Regions from separate parts of the Homo sapiens genome. Here region 2 is linked to region 1. Evidence: chromatin loops called from intact Hi-C (ENCODE). Cell type or tissue: heart left ventricle. All regions are shown on one strand. Each heading gives the region's core, and the rest is flanking DNA. Links, peaks and the distances in the headings are about the cores only. Region 1 holds the start of LINC01971 (long intergenic non-protein coding RNA 1971). Region 2 overlaps FSCN2 (fascin actin-bundling protein 2, retinal).

Region 1 (5,359 bases), core at 289-5,288:
AGCCAGCCCCTCTCACAGCACAGAGCGCTCAGCACAGCCTGTAATTATGTATTTATTGTGGGTTTATTTGATTGCTGCCTCCCCAGGACTGTCACTAATGTGAGGGCAGGGCCCCTGCCTGGTATTCACATGATATCCTCAGCTCCCGGCTGGGGGTCTGGGCTCAAGCAGGTACCCAGTGAACCCTGGGCAGGTGAACCTCGTCCTGGTGAGTGCTGACTCCGTGACCCACCACCCTCCCCACCCCTTCCTCGGCTACCCCGGCCCCAGCCACTCCTGTCCCTCTCTCTACCCTCCCCCAATGCCCAGAGTCCCCCTCCCAGCCCTTTTCTTCCACCCCATTGTCTTCTCTGCCCCCTTCCTGACCTTGCATTGAGGCTGCAGGCCTCGGGGCCTTCCAGTGACCCACACCCAGCCACGTTTCATTTTCTGAACTTGGGTTTCAAACATGAGGAAGGAACTGAGGCTGGTGTTCCAGGAGCGGCCCCAGCGCTTGCTGGTGGCTGTGTGGGGGCACAGGCCCCCCAGTAAGTCTCCCATCCACAGGGGCATCAGAAGGATGGAGAGGTAGAGTGTCTCCCCCACCCCCCGATTGGCCTATAGGAAAGGACAGACAGTCCCCAGTGCTGGCACCATGTGGGGCAATCAGAACCCACCCACACTGCGGGTGGGAGCAGCGGTCAGGACAGTGGCTTGCAGAGCTAGCAGTGTCTGCTAACATCCACCAGAAACCCCCACTGTCGGGCACAAGGAGACACACACTAGAATGTTTGTAGCAACACTATTCACAGACTTTGGAGATAATCTAAATGTCTGTCAACAAGAGACTTGGTAGATAAAGTGTTACATCCATACAATGGACTACAACACAGCAACGCAAGAGAACAACCACAGACACACGCAGGACGCAGCAATGCAGTGAGCACGGGCAGCATTGTGTGGCGTGAAGGCGCCAGCCTCGGAGAGGACGGCTGTACAGCTCTGCTGGCGCGGACTAAGGATCAGGCAGAGCAGTCTCCGGGATGGGTGGCAGAGCGCTCCTGGGCTTGCATGGGAGGGGGCACGAGGGAGCCTCTAAGGGCTGGGAGTTCTCTGGACCGGGCTGGCGGTTGCACGGATGTGCACGAATGTGAAAGTCCAGTGATCTGCAGCTTAAGATTGGTGCACCTGGCCAGGCGCGGTGGCTCACGCCTGTAATCCCAGCACTTTGGGAGGCCGAGGCAGGCAGATCACGAGGTCAGGAGATCCAGACCATCCTGGCTAACACAGTGAAACCCCATCTCTACTAAAAATACAAAAAAAGATTAGCTGGGCGCGGTGGCGGGTGCCTGTGGTCCCAGCTACTCGGGAGGCTGAGGCGGGAGAATAGGGTGAACCCGGGAGGCAGAGCTTGCAGTGAGCCGAGATTGTGCCACTGCACTCTAGCCTGGGCGACAGAGCAAAACTCTGTCTCAAAAAAAAAAAAGATTGGTGCACCTACTTCACTTTTTTTTTATTTTTTTATTTTTTTGGAAACAGAGTCTCACTCTGTTGCCCAGGCTGGAGTGCAGTGGCACGATCTCGGCTCACTGCAAGCTCTGCCTTCCGGGTTCACGCCATTCTCCCGCCTCAGCCTCCCGAGTAGCTGGGACTACAGGCACCCGCCACCACGCCCGGCTAATCTTTTGTATTTTTAATAGAGATGGGGTTTCACCGTGTTAGACAGGATGGTCTGGATCTCCTGACCTCGTGATCCACCTGCCTCAGCCTCCCAAAGTGCTGGGATTACAGGCGTGAGCCACCGCGCCCGGCCTTTTATTTTATTTTTTGAGACGGACTCCCTCTATTCCCCAGGGTGGAATGCAGTGGCGCAGTCACGGCTTACTGCAGCTTCTTCCTCCTTGGGCTCAAGCAGTCCGCCCACCTTGGCCTCCCAAAGTGTTGGGATTACAGGCATGATCCACCACCCCCAGCCCGGATCCCAGTTTTTGATGTCGGTGGAATTGGAGATGGCAGGCAGGGCCATCTGTGTGCCAGCTGTGGTTGATTAGCAGGGGCTGCCTGGAGAATGATCTGAGGGCCCGAGGCCACCGCTGGGCTCCGTGGGAGAGAGTGGCTGATGGATTAGTGATGTCTGCCACATGCGCTGCAGGAACGAGAGGCAGCCTCCATGTCCCTGAAAGACGGCCATCCTCGCACTAACCTCACAGCCCCCCACAGGCAGCTCACTCCAGCCAAGCCCACCACCACCTCCTCAACTGCAACAAATGCTTATAATGACAGCTCATGTATATTTATCGAGCCTGTAATTACCAAGACAGTGTGCTGCACGTCACCTACATCCCCTCACCCTGCCCAACAACCCTATCATCATCGCCATACCACAGGCGGAGAAGCCAGGGACAGGGGTGCCTCGCCCCAGCCTCCTGATGCCTGCGGCAGAGGCCCAGCTGTGCACAGCCACACTCCCCCGGATGCCACGTCCCTGATCCCCATGGTGGCACCTCCTTGCCCCCTGCTTTTCTTCAGCTTCTCCACCACTCCTACTCCTCCTTGCCCTTCAAAGCCACCTCAAGTGCCACCCCCTCTCTCCTCATTATCCAAGAGTCCTCCCCCTCCTGAGCCTCTCAGGGGACCTGGGCCCGAGCCACCTTATCAGGAACTTGTGCATGGCTGCAGTGTTGGGTCACACATGTCTCCAAGTCTGAACTACATCCTTTCTTCCTTGGGCTCCTGGGGCTAAGCCCAACCTGGCAGACAAAGGCTCCCCTGAGAAGGTTTGATGAGTGAATACATGTCCCCTGCCTCAGAGGGAAGCCCCCATCTCAGGCCTCACACGGGCAGATTCATCCTCCTTCCAGATACAGGCCCCATGAAGGGGCAACAGCAAACAGGATCAGTCCCTGCCCTGGGGAATTACAGTCCCAGCAGTGGCTTGTGACAGCTGCCAAGATGGGCAAGCATTGGAGCATCCAGGAGGACCCCCAGGAAGAGGGCCTGAACAACACCGTGCACGTGCGCTGACACGGGGCATTCCTCGTCCTCAGTCCTGCCTCGTTTTGTGACTCATCACTTTCAGGATGGGAAACCCTCCAAGGAAGGTCCCCTTGGCTCTGGGGTGGCTCCTAGTGGATCTGCAAGAGGCGGGGCCCAGCCTGGTCGTGCCCCATCTTAGGCTGCCTCTGCATGGGCTACACATCCACAAAACAAAGCAAAACAGCAACATTTTCTACGATGCTTTTATTCACACTTCAAAACAGGTGCTGGACATCTTCCCATTGCCCCATGCCAGCCCCTGCTCTGTGCCCCGGGAAGCTGACTGTAGGTACAGGATCCATGGGGCCTCGTTGCTCCCTGGCCTCCACCTAGTTCAGCCAATGCGTAGCCGGTAGACAAGCCAAGCGGTCAGGAGGGGTGAGGTCAGTGTACAGCAGCAGCTCCTCCCTGCCGGGTCGCTGTGTCCCTCTCCAAGGTCAGGGCTCCTGGAGACGGCCTCTCCTGTGGCTCCAGCTGCCCTCCAGGTCTCAGGGGGTAACAGCTCCCCTTTGTTGCTGGCCCTGGGTACTGCACAGCTCTCCTTTAATTCACGTATTTTCCATTTATTCAATTCTCCTCAAATACCCTGTCTGAGGGTGCCATAAAAATGTAAGACTGTGTCAATTGCCCATATCAAAAAACATGCTTGTACGTTCCACTTGAAGTAGTTTGGAGGGGAGACTAATGGAAACTAGGGGGAGGCTAGCCCCCAAGCCTCCGCTGAGGCCACCGCTGTCTGTGTCCCGAGGGCCCTGGAGTAGGAGGTGTCAATGACGGACTCAATGAATGAATGAATTGATCCCACCACCACCAGCGGCAGGCCCGCCTCTTCCTTCCACAGCCCACCTTGGCCTCCCCGCCTCGCCAGGTGGCAAGGCCTTCGCTCCTGGTCCCTGAGCGCCGCTCGCTTCCCTCCCGCGTGGGCAGGGGGCAGCCGCGACGCCGGCCCAGCGCCTCCGAGCCGGGAACCGCACAGCACCCGGCGATGGCCCCGAGCCCCGCGCGCCCGAAGCCACGGCGCCGCTCGCTGGGGGCCTCGGGACGGCAGGGACGGCTGGGGGTGGCGCGGACCGCGTCCCCGAGGCGCGTAGCGCGCGATCGAACCACGCGCCCCGCCCGCTGCGGTCCTCTAACAGCCCCTCGCGCCGCCCCACGTGGGGCCGCACGGGCTGGCGGCCCCCTCACCCGATTGGCCGCCGCACAGCCAATCAGAGAGCGGAGGCGATAGCGGCCGCGCCGATTGGCTGCGGCGGGCCGGCCCGGGGGAGGGGGCGGGACCCCTTTTGTTCTCTCCGCACCTCCGGGTTCGCGCGACTGTGAGCGCCCCCGCCCCGGAGCAGGGGTCCGCGCTGGGGGTCCGGAGGGCGGGGGCGCGGCCCGACGCCCCACCCCCAGCTTGTTCACTGCCGCCAGGGCCCAGCGCCTGAAGCGCGGGTCCTTCGCTGGGACGAGCGCTTTCATCTCCGTCCCTCAGTTTCCCTCCCCTTGTCTTCTCCCTGTGTCCTGGGAGTTATGGGGAAGCTCAGCCCTTGGCAAATGAGCTTGGGACCTTCCTAAAACCTAAGCCAATGATAGGCCCGATCTTGCCTGAGAGGGGCACGTGAGAGACCCCCAAGCTGGAGAGGCAGATGTCCTGGTAACTCTAACCTGAGACCGTTTTCAGGGTGAGCCTTCTCCTAATCACGGCTGGGGCGTCTTCGTCCAAGGTGGGGCTGGATGGGGGTGGGCAGAGGCCCCCACAGTCACAGCCTGGCCAGCTGTGCAAATGCTCCCCTAAACCGTCCCCCGCTTCAGTCACTCAGCCAACCAATCAATCGCAGGGGCCTCCCTCTGGGGTGGAAAGTGGTGGCCCCAGGGACCAGGGACCTTCACAGGGAGAGAGGGCTGTGGTCCGGGCAGGGGCGTCAGGGGTTCAGCCTGGGTCTCCTGACCTCCAGGCCCACGTCTTCCCTTAGACAACACCTGAGAGCATCTCCCAGCGTGGCTGTGGCCACACACATCCCTGGGAGTAGGACGGGCCACCGCGCTGAAGCTGTGGATGCAGGGCTCCCAATCTGTAGGCGAGGGGCCTCTCCCCTGCAGGGGACAGGATCAGGACCCTGGGAGCCCTCAGTCCCCCTCCCAGCACTGATTACCTGGAAAACCCCCCGAGCCCAGGTTGATGAAGAAGGTGGGACCCTGACAGTGAGTGGCCTGAGCCTGGGATGGTAGCTTGACCTCATCTCCAAGGTCATCCTCCCAGACCTGGGAGTCTAAAAACATTAAATCCTTCAGAAGGACATATTTGCATCAGATCACTGTTCAGAACGCCACTGGTGCCATTCACGGAGCAGTCCCTGGGCTG
Region 2 (5,359 bases), core at 291-5,290, 58 kb after region 1:
ATCCCCATCATCACCATCCCCACCATCCGCATCCCCATCTCCATCCCCACCACCCCCACCCCCACCAGCCCCATCCCCATGACCACCATCCCCATCTCCACCATCTCCATCACCATCATCGCCATCCCCATCCCCATCATCACCATCCCTATCACCACCATCCCCATCATCACCATCCCCACCATCCGCATCCCCATCTCCATCCCCACCACCCCCACCACCACCAGCCCCATCCCCATCACCACCATCCCCATCTCCACCATCTCCATCACCATCATCACCATCCCCATCTCCATCACCACCATCCCCATCACCATCCCCATCTCTATCTCTACCATGCCCATCACCATCATCACCATCCCCATCTCCACCATCCCCATTACCATCTCCACCATCCCCATCTCCATCCCCACCATCCCCATCTCCATCCCCATCTCTGCCATCCCCACCATCACCATCCCCATCTCCATTTACATCCCCATCCCCATCCCCCTCACCATCCTCATCCCCATCCCCCTCACCATCCTCATCCCCATCTCCACCATCCCCATCTCCATCACCATCCCCCTCTCCATCCCCATCCCCATCTCCATCACCATCCCCCTCTCCATCCCCATCCCCATCTCCATCTTCACCATCCCCACCACCGTTCCCATCACCTGCACCATCACTCCCACCACCATCACTGCCTCGGCCATGAGGATTGCCGTAGCAGCTCAGTCAGAAAGGAAAGCCCACTGGGGCAGGGTAGCGCCTGATGGTGGTGGGTGTGTCAGTGGAGGGCAGGCTTCTGTCCCACTCCTTGGAACCTGAGGAGGATGGGGAAGTGAGACCCTGCACCCCCATCTCCTGCTGTCCTGAGGAGACCTTTTGCTGCTCCCTCCAGTTCTGCCAACACCATGTTTGAGATGGAGTGGCGTGGCCGGCGGGTAGCACTCAAAGCCAGCAACGGGCGCTACGTGTGCATGAAGAAGAATGGGCAGCTGGCGGCTATCAGCGATTTTGTCGGTGAGCACTCTGCCTGCCAGGTACTGGGGCAGGGGCTGTCTCCACCCAGGGAAAGGACCTGCCCAGACACCCCATCTCCACCAAGAGCTGGACCCTCCCCAGCCCACGGAACGGGTGCTGTCATGGAGTCATACTTGCTAGTCAAGATAACTCGTCTTGGCAAGGGAAACAGGTCTGAATGTCCTTATCTCCGCTGCTGGGAACCCCCTAGGCGCCTTGCCAAGGCCGCACATGAGGCAATGGCAGGCCTGGGTCCCTAAGTCCAGGTGTGGCGTTTCCCAGGGCCCCCACCCCGCCCGGCCTGGACAGGGAAGGTGGCGGGAGGGGCAGCGCAGCAGACGCTCTCCCCGCCAGGCAAGGACGAAGAGTTCACCCTCAAGCTCATCAACCGGCCCATCCTGGTGCTGCGCGGCCTGGACGGCTTCGTCTGCCACCACCGCGGCTCCAACCAGCTGGACACCAACCGCTCCGTCTACGACGTCTTCCACCTGAGCTTCAGCGACGGCGCCTACCGGATCCGAGGTGCGTGGCGGGGCGGGTGGGCACGCGGGAGCGGGGGTGGCAGCGGGCAGGTGGGCACCCCCGCCGACGCCGTCCCGTCCCCCAGGCCGCGACGGAGGGTTCTGGTACACGGGCAGCCACGGCAGCGTGTGCAGCGACGGCGAACGCGCCGAGGACTTCGTCTTCGAGTTCCGTGAGCGCGGCCGCCTGGCCATCCGCGCCCGGAGCGGCAAGTACCTGCGCGGCGGCGCCTCGGGCCTGCTGCGGGCCGATGCCGACGCCCCGGCCGGGACCGCGCTTTGGGAGTACTGAGGCCGCGCCCAGACCAGCCTGTCGCGCATTAAAACCGTGTCTCTCCCGCAGCTGTGGGTGGGCCCCGGGGCGCCGCTTGGGGGTCCTGCAGCTGGAGGTGGAGGAGGCCCACAATTCTCCCCAAACCAGAGAGAGCCCAGAACTTCCCAGTGCCCAGGGACTCCCGTCTGGGAGGTGGTCTTGTGGATGGGCCGGGTGACCCAGGCCGCTGGAGGGGAGGTCTCAAGGACATGGGGAGGACGGGGACTGGGGGTGGGTGGGGGACTGAGCCTGCGCGGGTTGAGGCCACCAACACCGACCACAGATGACCTCACTGGACACCGCCCCTCCCCAACCTAGGTCCTCAACCCTCCCTAGCCCCCGGCAGCCCCTGCGGTGCTCGTCCTTCCTTGTGCACTGCTCAAGGCCAGGCGAGTGGCAGAGGGTGGGGGAGAGCCAGTCCTGGGGAGGTGGGACCAGCACGGCCAGCAAGGGGAGGAACTGGCTGGGATGCCCCTCCACTAAGCCCACCAGCCTTAGGGACAAAGAAGGGCAGGTTTCCATGGTAAGAGGCTGGAACTCCCCGAGCCACGTGGGCAAGGCGGGTCCGAGTTAACCCTTGGAGGACCAGGTGCCACCTGGTCCAAGTTGGCAGGGAACGGCAGTGACCCTGGAGCTCGGGCTGTCCCTGCAGCCTGCAGTGTCCCCTGGTGGCAGCCAAGGTGAGGTGGAGTCTGTGGCTGGGGCGGGACTGGGGGCACCAGGTGGAACCGCAGTGGCTGGCACTCAGCACCTCCAGGCTCCCCGCTCAGCAGAGCCTCGGAGAGGGTCTGTCTCCCTGCACTGCCCTGCCTGACGTGAACTTGGCCTGCCACTGCGGGAACCCCCACTTCCGTCCACATCCACAGCCTGGGGCACGGCGGGAGGCAGAGGCTAGGAAGCGGAGGGTGGGGTGGGAGGTCAAAGAAACCCTTTGGAACGGAATAATGGCTGGGCCTGGAAGCGGGGGGCCCACTGCTGCTGCTGAGGCAGGTGCTACTCCATGCAGAGACAGCTGCCAGCAGCTGCCAGGTGGCGTCTAGCACATGCTCCTAGGAGGAGGGGGAAGAACAGCTGCTCTCACCCCACGTGTGAGCTGGGTTGAGGGTCATGCAAGGCTACGGTGTCAAGCCAGGATCGGAGTTGGAGCAGGTGGAGGAAGCTGGAAAGGTCGAGAGGCCGCCCCTGCCACCGGGGAAGGGCCTCACGTAGTGAGAGCTCAGGTGCTGAGAGCCCAGGAGGTGTGCACTGAAGAGGTGAGGGCAGGGAGGCCCAGGATGGGCGACAGGGCCCGGCCACACCGTGGTCCGCAGGCTCCCCGAGAAGCTGATTGTGGACCTGCCACCTGCCTCTGAGGCCAAGCCCTCCTCAAATGCCGAGTGTTGAGAGCAGGTTCCTTGGAGGTGCATGTGAGTTGGGTACATTTCGCCCAGTCCCTGTACACTCTGGCGGCACAGCGGGGCTGGGGACTGCCCACTGTGGTCCCTCCTTTCCTGCCGCTGTAGATCTCCTTTTTGTTCCACGTGACCTGCTCTCTTGGCCCCTCAGGGTCTGCGTCGCAGCTTTCTTTTCGGGGGGACCACATGGCGTCTTGAACTAGGCGTCCCCACAGCAGGATCTCAGGCTGGCAGGTGGGCATGAACATTTGTAAACACACCAGCACTGATGCCTCCACATGGGTGGCCCTGGAGAATGCCCCAACAGAGGTCAGGACAGCTGGGGACGCCGTCTCAGCCCTGGTGGCCAGCACCGCCTTAGTTCAGGAGGCTGCAGTGCCAAGGACAGCAAGCTATCTAAACCCCCAGTGTGTGCCCGGGGGTGTGGGGACACCAGTGCGGCTCATCCCTGTGTCTGCTCTTTCACAAGCCACAGTGGTGCCCCCACACCCCCTGCACAGCTGAGGCTGACAGGGTTGGATGGTGCCACTGCTCTGCACAGACAGCAGCCCCGTGGAAGGCCCCTCAGGCTCCCAGCCTCCTGAGACCTGCTGGCATCCAGCTGAGGGTGGGGAGATGAGTCCTGCAGGCGACCCAGATCTGTCAGCTCTGGGATCCCTGTGGCCTGTGATGGCGAGTGAGGGGCTGGCACAGCCCTGGACACACACCCCTCCCCCAGGCGTGTGAACACAGACCCTGCACAGTCCTCCGCCCGCTCATCTAGGGCCTTCTTGGGAGTCCCCACGGGCTGGTCTAGCCCCTCACTCTCCGAGCCCTGATGCTCAGAGCAAGACACGGGCACAAGCGCTGTACAAAGGTCAGAGCCAGAAGCTCCTGCCCACGGGTGGCAGAGGACAGCCCTGGAGCACAGCAGGGATGGGACCGTTAAGGGGTGCAGGCCTGCCTCGGTGGGTGGCTCGCTTGGCCCCAGCTCTCCCAGCAAGCACGGGGCCATGGCCCCATTGAAAAGGCTGGGTTTGGAGTGTCACCACCCACTGAAAATGCTGGGTTTGGACTGTCTCCACCCGCTGAAGAGGCCGGGTTTGGAGTGTCATCAGGGCGGCCGTGCTCCCTTAGATGTGGCAACCACTGAGGGAGACAAACCCTGACTAGGAGCACCCCACAGGCCCCTCCCACTCCACAGAGAGGAACGCAGGGGAGAGCCAGGCAGGGGCCCCAGGCCTCCCAGACACCCCCTTGCAGCAGAGCCCTCCTCAGGGGTAACTGGGTCACAGGGACGCGTCTTCCTCAGAGGCCACCCCGGTGGTGAGGGCTCCCAAGCAGCGCCAGGGCTCTGGAAGGAGCCCAGTGAGAGAGGGTGGGAAGGGGTGAGAGAAAACAGCCGAGGCCTGAAGGTTCACGGACAGACAGGGTCGTTTGTCACAGCAGAGAAGCACCTCACGGCTCCTACCCGCACTCATCGCGGACAGTGCCTGCAGCGGGAGCGGCGCGAGCACCCTCCCCAGATGAAAACACCAGCACCAGGAGGTGGGCCGTAGCCCAGGCTGAGGGAGGAGGCTGGGGGCTGGGGCTCAGGGCCCCCCCCCGGGCCACAGCGCCACCCTGAGTGGCCCTGAAAATAGTGCACAGTGCTGGGTACTGCCCCGGCTGGAGGCACCTAGTTGTTGAGCATTCCGGCCACAGGCCACCCGCTGGCCCTTCCTTGGTGTGGCACGAGACCACGGGCACTTGCAGGAGCTCCCTGCATGCTGTTTTGTGCTTTGGTCTCAGGGAGCACCCTCCTACCTCGGGGTCCCAGAGTGGGCAGCCGGGCAGGTGTGAACAGTGTGACAAGGGTACCGTGGGGCACCTGGTAGTGCCACCCAGAGGGGCAGCCGGTGCTCCTGGTGGTGTGGCAGCAACAGTTACAAACTCACCCCAAGTCCAAACCCCAGAAATCCTGTTTCTCTGGCCCTCCGGGTCCAGAATGCCCTGCACTGCCTCCTGGCCTCAGGGGCTGCTGCGGTGGTGGGAAGGCTGCCCAGCAGTGAGGAAGGCGAGTGCAGGGGCTGCGGCCGCGGTCAGAGAAGGAGAGACACCAGCAGAGGACGCGAAGCTGGACCGGCCAGGTTCAGAGCCCGCCT

Evidence for each region. Hi-C counts contacts between places; a loop is a spot of excess contacts. Peaks named below come from ENCODE experiments on the same cell type or tissue, not always from the same donor. Only the 100,000 strongest peaks of a DNase experiment are listed, where the experiment ranks them.
Region 2: a loop joins it to region 1, with 2.9 times the contacts of the local background. A loop is called at or near these places in 5 of 110 quality-filtered maps.

The regions. Positions count from the first base shown.
Region 1 is chr17:81,477,321-81,482,679 of GRCh38, forward strand. It overlaps LINC01971 (long intergenic non-protein coding RNA 1971), which reads right to left and starts at 4,146. Exons shown (of 2, transcript NR_184097.1): 1 at 3,862-4,146; 2 at 3,205-3,605. In heart left ventricle, for the core only: no CTCF peak of the experiment used is centred there; DNase peaks (open chromatin) are centred at 3,051, 3,347, 3,858 and 4,231; H3K4me3 peaks cover 978 bases.
Region 2 is chr17:81,535,260-81,540,618 of GRCh38, forward strand. It overlaps FSCN2 (fascin actin-bundling protein 2, retinal), which reads left to right. Exons shown (of 5, transcript NM_012418.4): 3 at 887-1,008; 4 at 1,363-1,530; 5 at 1,616-1,871. The coding sequence ends at 1,821. It overlaps FAAP100 (FA core complex associated protein 100), which reads right to left. Exons shown (of 9, transcript NM_025161.6): 9 at 4,632-5,359. Among named protein-coding and RNA genes, the nearest start is that of FSCN2, 9.6 kb to the left of the region's middle. RefSeq lists an enhancer at 2,240-3,211. In heart left ventricle, for the core only: a CTCF peak has its summit at 2,508 (motif pointing left); no DNase peak of the experiment used is centred there; H3K27me3 peaks cover 2,594 bases.